Regions from separate parts of the Homo sapiens genome. Here regions 1 and 2 are each linked to region 3. Evidence: chromatin loops called from intact Hi-C (ENCODE). Cell type or tissue: HepG2. All regions are shown on one strand.

Region 1 (2,500 bases), 130 kb before region 3:
CAGCTCACAAAGTAACATTTAACATCAAGAGAAAAGGGAGAGAAAAAAGAGTTAATGAACCATTGCAGGGAGAACAACGAAGACAAAAAGAATCTCCTGGCTTGGCCTGGGCAGTCCCTCAGTCTCGCAAGGAAGAGTCTTTGATGTGGGCAGAGCCTTTGTAGGCAGATGCCAGGTGCTTATCGCAACTGATAGCAGGACTGCGTCAGTTGTGTTGAGCTGCTGAAGCCTTACTCTTTTTATGGCCACAGAGTCCTCTGGTGAGGACTGATAGTGGAAGAATGTGCTTGTTTGTATCCTTATCTGGTTGGATGTAGTCATTATTTGTTAAGCAAAATATCTTGTCCCTGTTGGCAAAAAGTGTCATATGAAGTATAAGATACAGTTTTTTTTTTCTAAGATGGAGTTACTTATGTCAAGGATGCTCTATACCATGCCCATTTACTGAGCTTACCAAATAGTTCTCAAAACATCTCTGAGTGTGCACCAATTTTATTCGCACCATGGAATTGAAACTGCTTCCCCCATCTGCTTCATCCCGTTTCTCTGGTACCTTTACTGTCACAGTCTTATTCTGTTTCTCTCCTAGCACTAGACCTAGCTGCTTCTTCAAACTTGAACTTCTATACCCACCCTATCTAAAGCAGTGACCCATAACTCTTCATCTTATTTTGTTTGTTGAAACATTGGTCCTTATCTGAAATCATTTTGCCATTTTATTGTTTAATCTCTGTCTTCTCCATCTAGAAAATTTCAGCTCCATGCCTTGGTCACGATGGTGCTACTGTGTCCTTAATACCTAGAGCAGACTTAGGACCCAGTGGTAGCTCAAGAAATACTCACTGGGAGTGTAGTGACGGAGCAGGGAGAAGTGAGTGAGTCAATGAGTCTGATCTTGTAAGCACCACACCTGAAAGCTTCTGTCAGAGCCTGATTGCAGAACAGCAGGGCGTGCGTATTTCTTTGTTCTACAAGACGACATTTCTAGTAGGTGGTAGCAGGTGGTGCTATTGCTCTGTCAAAAGAGCCACACTCAAAGTCCACGTTATTTCACAGGCCCTAGGAAGTAACTTACTGGCAGAAACAAACAGGTCTTGGTTGACATAGAACTAAGTGGGAAAACAAGTGAGAACTTACCTTTGCTTTGCTCAAGGGCAGAAAGGTTTTAACAGGAAAGAAAGAAGGGACAATGAGTTAGAAATAGGGAATATGGTAGAAGGGGTAATAACAGTGATAAAATAAAAGATTTATAAGTTATCATGGGATGGCCACTCCAAGGACATCACATTCAAGCCTCTACCTTTGCTGTTTGCTACAATGACCCTGAGAAGTGGCCATCTTTTCTCAGTACAAGTTTCCACCATGATGGGGAGTTTCATACAGTGTCACTGATTGCCGCTAATGTTTATCTAGCATCCACTTTGTGTCATCCTGGGCTGCAAGGTGTCCTGCACAGGGTGCACACTGCATTTGCAGCGATGAGGACGTGAATGGCAGCTCCTAGATCTGTGTGGCTGGGTGTCGCCAATGCCATGTGCTACCTAAGTTCACCCACACAACCCATCATGGTAGGCACATGGCAGCAAGTGGCAGGGCTGGGAGTTACACACAAAAAGTTCCTCCCTCAAGTGAACTGACGCCCTGACTTCATATCACAGCTTTTTTAGCCACAATCCTTAAGTGTTCCTACAGCATTTCCTATCTCTTCCGGCCTTTTCTATCTCATTCTCTTGTTTATTTCCATCCCCAAATTTTTAAGCTCTTGTTTTAAAAGTATATATGCTGGCCGGGCGCGGTGGCTCACGCCTGTAATCCCAGCACTTTGGGAGGTCGAGGTGGGCAGATCACCTGAGGTCAGGAGTTCGAGACCAGCCTGCCCAACATGGCGAAACCCTTCTCTACTAAAAACACAAAAAATAAGCCGGGTGTAGTGGTACTTGCCTGTAATCCCAGGTACTCAGGAGGCTGAGGCAGGAGAATCGCTTGAACCTGGGAGGTGGAGGTTGCAGTGAACTGAGATTGCGCCACTGCACTCCAGCCTGGCGACAAGAGCTAAACTCCATCTCAAAAATAAATAAATAAATAAATAAATAAACAAATAATAAACCAAAAACACAAAAAAGTATATATCTGCTTATTGTTTTAACATTCTCCTCCCCTGAATGTAAACTCAGGTGGTAGACCGTGTGCCACCTTACTCACCATCGAATGCCCACTTTATACACAGAAAGTATTCCATGAATATTTCTGGAAAGCCTGAATGCTCCATAGGCATTTGTGGACGGATGCCTCAATAAAATGAGCCCAGGTCTTCCAAGTATTCTTCCTATGACATGGTACCTATCCTGTCATTTTCCTGTATCATCGTTAAAGTATCATCACAGCAGGCTTGTCTCCTCCCCTTTCTGTCCAGGCTGGCGCCCAAGAATTCGTTAGCTGTGGGGCGAGGAGGCGGCTGAATGAGTTAACAAACTGCCCTTCCAGTCGCTTTGGATTTTGC
Region 2 (2,500 bases), 86 kb after region 3:
GTGTGCAGTGGCACAGTCATGACTCACTGCAGCCTTGACCTCCTGGGCCCAACCAATCTTCCTACCTCAGCTTCCCAAGTAGCTGGTACCACAGGTGTATGCCACCATACCTGGCTTATTACATTTTCTTTTTTGTAGAGACTTGGCTTCCCTATGTTGCCAAGGCTGGTCTCCAAATCCTGAGCTCAACTTATCCTCCCACCTCAGCTTCCCAAAGCATAGGGATTACAGGTGTGAGCCACTGTGCCCGGCCGTAGAGACACTATTATTAGTTCCATTTCACACAGGGTGCAACACAACTGCCCTAGCTCCTACTTGTACCTATGAGTTTCTTTAAGCTGTTTAATTGAAATACAAATAATTTGATGATTTTTGATTTGTAATTTAACCTATATAACTACATCTGCACAAAGGACAAAACCCATACATCCAAGTGTTTTGTAAATGAAAGACTATGATTCTGCTTAAGGTGAGATTTAAAACTAATGAACTTGGTTTAAAGAAAAATTAATAAACATCACCCCCCAAAAGTTCTCTGCAGACATCTTCTAAAGAAACTATTTACATTTGATCTGAGAATTCTGTTACTGCCTTTCTTTTAGAATGTTTTAAAAAGTCAATCTATGCTTTTTAAAATAAATTGTCTCCCTTATTAATAGTTACACCTGGTTTTAAACCAGAGACAGCTTTATTGTGCATTTCATTCAAATGATCTTGTCTGTAAGTATGATTTTACCCTCAAAGGCTGAAGACTTAGCCGTTAGCAAAAGGTGCTCCAAATAATTTTCTAATAGTCTCTAAAGAGAATTTTCAGACAAGAGTTCCAAAAATGTTGTCAACATTATGTTATCTAAATTCTGGGAAGAGCAAGCGATTCTTCAAGGTCATACAGCGATTCAGGAACAAAGACAGTATAAGAATCTAGCTAGGGCTTTTGACTCCTGTCCACTGTGTTTTCTGCTAACCAACACAACCACTAGAGGTCTCAGCGAGATACTTATGGGCTGCCCCCTAAAGGTGGTGGTGAGAGAAGAAACCCAGCCGTTTCATGGGGAGTACAGATAAGAATGTGACATTGACCTGAAGCCTCTACTGGGAGCAGCAGAGAGTGTCAAAATGTTGAGCATTGAAAGATTGACCAGTCTTCGTAGTCTTATTTAGCTGTTGTGTGTGAGAGAAGGAAGTTGTTGGATTTATATTGTGCTCCTCATTGAGAAGTAATAATGATTTCTCATGAGCCAGTCTTACGGGTTTGAATGCCCAGAAATTCTAAGTCAGGGTTTCAACCAATTTTGTGGACCCTGAACACTATAATAGCTAGCATTTAAGTGTCTACTATATGTCAGGAATTGTTTTAAGTACCTTACATACATTACTTCACTTAATCTTCATAACAACCCATTGAAGTAATGACTTTGTATCACTCCTATTTTATAGATAGGGAAGCTGAGTTACAGAGAGGTTTCACAACTTGCTTTAATTTGCTCAAGGTTATATGGCTATTAAATAGTTGAATTGGGATTCAAACCCAGGCAATTTGGCTCCAAAGCCTAATCAATTAAAAATTTATTATTAGTAATAAAAATTTCAAACATACATAAAGATAGGAGAATAGTGCAATGGACCTCCCCATTTACCCATCTCCCACACTGACAGCAATCATTAACTCATGGCCAATCTTATTTTATCTATATTTCTACCTACTTCCCTGGTTGCCCAGCCCCTTTCCTGGATTATTACACACACACACACACACACACCCCTTTTTTTGGTCATTATTTCAATAGTTTTTGGGCTACAGGTAGTTTTTGGTTACATGAGTAAGTTCTTTAGTGGCAATTTCTGAGATTTTGGTGCACCCATCACCCGGGCTGTGAACACTGTACCCAATTTGTAGTCTTTTATCACTCACCTCTGCCCCACTCTTGCCCTCAAGTCTCCAGAATCCATTATATCATTCTTATGCCTTTGCATCTTCATAGCTTAGCTCCCATTTATAAGTGAGAACATACGATATTTGGTTTTCCATTCCTGAGTTACTTCACTTAGAATAATAGTCTCCAACTCCATCCAGGTTGCTGTGAATGCCATTATTTCATTCATTTTTTATGGCTGAGTAGTATTCCATTATCTGTCTATCTATCTATCTATCTATCTATCTATCTATCTATCTATCTATCTATCTCACATTCTATTTATCCACTGGGTGGTTGATGGGCATTTAGACTAGTTCCATATTTTTGCATTTGCAAATTGTGCTGCTATAAACATGAGTGTGCGAGTGTCTTTTTCATGTAATGACTTCTTTTCTTCTAGGCAGATACCCAGTAGTGGGATTGAGGGATCAAATGGTAGTTCTACTTTTAGGTCTTTAAGGAATCTCCGTCCTGTTTTCCATAGTGGTTATACTAGTTTACATTCCCACCAGCAGTGTAAAAGTGTTCCTATTTCATCACATTCGCACCAACATCTATTATTTTTTGATTTTTAAATTATGACC
Region 3 (2,500 bases):
TAGCAGCTTCTATAGTAGCTTTATTTGGAGAATGCATGCATGCGTGTGTGCACGCACACACACATACACACACTCCCTATTTTTATAAAATGCTGCCCTAGGGCACAATTAGCCACTAGTTGGAAAACTCATTCATCCAGCTGCACTAGATACTAGATGTGGCTGGAAGATGAATGACAACAGTATGTGAGTACAGCCTAGGAAAAAAGAAGGTCCAAATTCCCAGAAAAACAACTCCCAGAAAGGCAGCATCTGTACTGACTTACAAAAATAGAAAAGTGGGGAAACCTTGTGGTTTAGAAGCAGAGACATTACATCCTGTGACGTGAAGAAGTGGTGGCTGACGTCCTTGTGAACAATGGCCACAGATGCCAGGCCACAGAGAGAACACTGCATGAGGGAAAAACCGTGTGTCACCAGCTGTGAGACGTGCACAGGAAGGAAGCATGGGGCCAACAACAGCCCGGCCTCTGAGGCTGCTGTGAGGAGTAAAGGATTTGATCAATGCAGGATGCATAAAGTGGCGTCTGCACATAGGGAGCGCTCGGTACAGGTTGTTATTACTGTTGGTATTCTCTTCATGTGGACCATTCTCTCAGACACACAAGACAGAAACAGTAGCCTTTTTGAAGGAGGAGGTAAGGATTAGATTAACAAGCCCTCCATTTATGGTGGAGGTGCCTGCTCCATTAATCCAATCAACTCAACCTTTAAATAACACTTGTGCAAATATATCCTGGATGACACTTGTGAGGGAAATGTGGTAATCTTTCTGGACTTTTACAACACAAAAAATTGGAATGCGTTTTATCACACCAAAGCAAGCTGGAAAGGGTAATTTGGATTTCACTTGTGGCATGCTCCATAGTCATTTTCTGTAAACGAAGATCCAATTTTTAGGGTGGGGGCAAATATACAAGGTCCAATGATTTGAAAAGATGTTTTATTATTTTTTTCTCCATGCCTTCCATCTTTTCAGCCCAATGGGAATTTCTTCCCTTGAACAGTTCTAAAGAATCACAGCATTAGAGATAGGAATTATTAGGTTATTTAAGCTATCTTTCTGCTGATGAGGAGCTATTCCTGTAGTACAATTTATAATGCTTTTCTGAGTGTGGCTTTGAACAATGTGACTTTTATCAGATGAACCGTGGTGGAGATGGAGCCCTCTGTTTGTGTTTAGAACAGGTCTAGCCTAGGGAGGAACGAGGAAGACCTCTCAAAGGCTCACCTCCGCACAGCAGGCCTGATCGGCTGGCTGGAACTCAGAAGGGCAAAAGGGGAGTGAGGCTCCACTTTGATGTGGTTCGCTTGCAGCCCCGTTGCTGTACTGTGGTGTGCATATGTTGGGGGCAGGGCAAGGGTAATAAATACCAGGGACACTTTTGCAATGCGTGCCTGTCAGCTGAGTGCTGGACAAACATTTTTACCACTGGCTATTTCCCTGAGGCTTCTGACAGTTTGTGCAACTTGTGTAAGACATTCCTGAAAGAGAGGAGCATTTGTTCAACTTATATAACTTCTTTTTACATCATAAGACTAAAGCAGTCCTTCCGGGCTCATGTCCTGTTGAATGTGATCCAACTGAAACTTCTTTCCTCTGCATACTCAGAAACCTGACTACCTGTGTAAATTCCTCCTGATAGCATAGCTTTCTGTTTGCCCTCAGTCCTTCTCTGGCCCTCTCAGACACCCAGGTTCATAATGACATTCCTTCTTCCTCTTGTAATTCTATTGAATTGTTAACAAAAAAAAAAAAAAAAGGAGTAATAGCTGTGATCGATTTCTACAATGTGTTCTTAAATTGTGTGTGTGTGTGTGTAAAATGTGTATATTTTTGCACTTGATCTTAGCCAAAAGGCTGAGAAATGACCAAAGGTCTGTATTTTTGAATTACTATATAGGAGCATAGGAACTGCTGTGTGATTCTGGAATTGTAACAGAGGAGTAGCTAATGGAGTTTTGAGGGATATTATGATGTGCATATAGCTGGGGAAACTGGGTGCTCAGGAGTATGAACCTTCATTCACTCACTTCCTGCTCCCAGTAGGAGATTAAGAAGGCATGTGCAACTTCTTATATTTGGTATAGCTTTTGTTTCCTGCCAATCTTTTTTTTTCTTTTTGACAAAAATGCTGATTGGTTTTGCCTTGATTTATTTGTATTTAGAGGTTTTCAAAATGAGTTGGTTTAAGGCATTACGATTGAATACAAGTTAATCGATAATCACGATTGTACACCAGTTCTTCCTAATACATTTTATCCTGTGGCCCTGTAAAATTTCCAATCGACCAAAGCAAGCTTGGTTGGTAAGGGAATGACTTACACAGGATCTTTTTCATTTAGGGGTTTGCAACTTACAGTGCACCTTCACATAGGTCTTCTCATTTGACTTGCGCAATAGCCCATGAGTAAACAGCACAAGTGTTATTAGATTCAGCTGACAGAAGAGGCCACCACAAGGGCTCAGAGAGGTGAAGGGGTTTGGTCTAAGTCACAG

The links. Hi-C counts contacts between places; a loop is a spot of excess contacts. Peaks named below come from ENCODE experiments on the same cell type or tissue, not always from the same donor. Only the 100,000 strongest peaks of a DNase experiment are listed, where the experiment ranks them.
Region 1: a loop joins it to region 3, with 8 times the contacts of the local background. A loop is called at or near these places in 2 of 110 quality-filtered maps.
Region 2: it touches region 3 in a loop (5-fold over the local background); 4 of 110 quality-filtered maps call a loop at or near these places.

What each region holds. Positions count from the first base shown.
Region 1 is chr4:123,349,371-123,351,870 of GRCh38, forward strand. It overlaps LOC124900774 (a long non-coding RNA gene), which reads right to left and starts at 1,851. Exons shown (of 2, transcript XR_007058263.1): 1 at 844-1,851; 2 at 1-347. RefSeq lists enhancers at 650-1,180, 2,092-2,500. In HepG2, a CTCF peak has its summit at 1,006; DNase peaks (open chromatin) are centred at 181 and 1,001; H3K4me3 peaks cover 367 bases.
Region 2 is chr4:123,563,952-123,566,451 of GRCh38, forward strand. No RefSeq gene overlaps it. Among named protein-coding and RNA genes, the nearest start is that of LINC02435, 43 kb to the left of the region's middle. RefSeq lists an enhancer at 754-1,255. In HepG2, a CTCF peak has its summit at 1,003; a DNase peak (open chromatin) is centred at 1,020.
Region 3 is chr4:123,477,648-123,480,147 of GRCh38, forward strand. No RefSeq gene overlaps it. Among named protein-coding and RNA genes, the nearest start is that of TRC-GCA2-1, 30 kb to the right of the region's middle. In HepG2, no CTCF peak of the experiment used is centred here; DNase peaks (open chromatin) are centred at 374, 504, 1,394 and 2,424; H3K4me3 peaks cover 853 bases.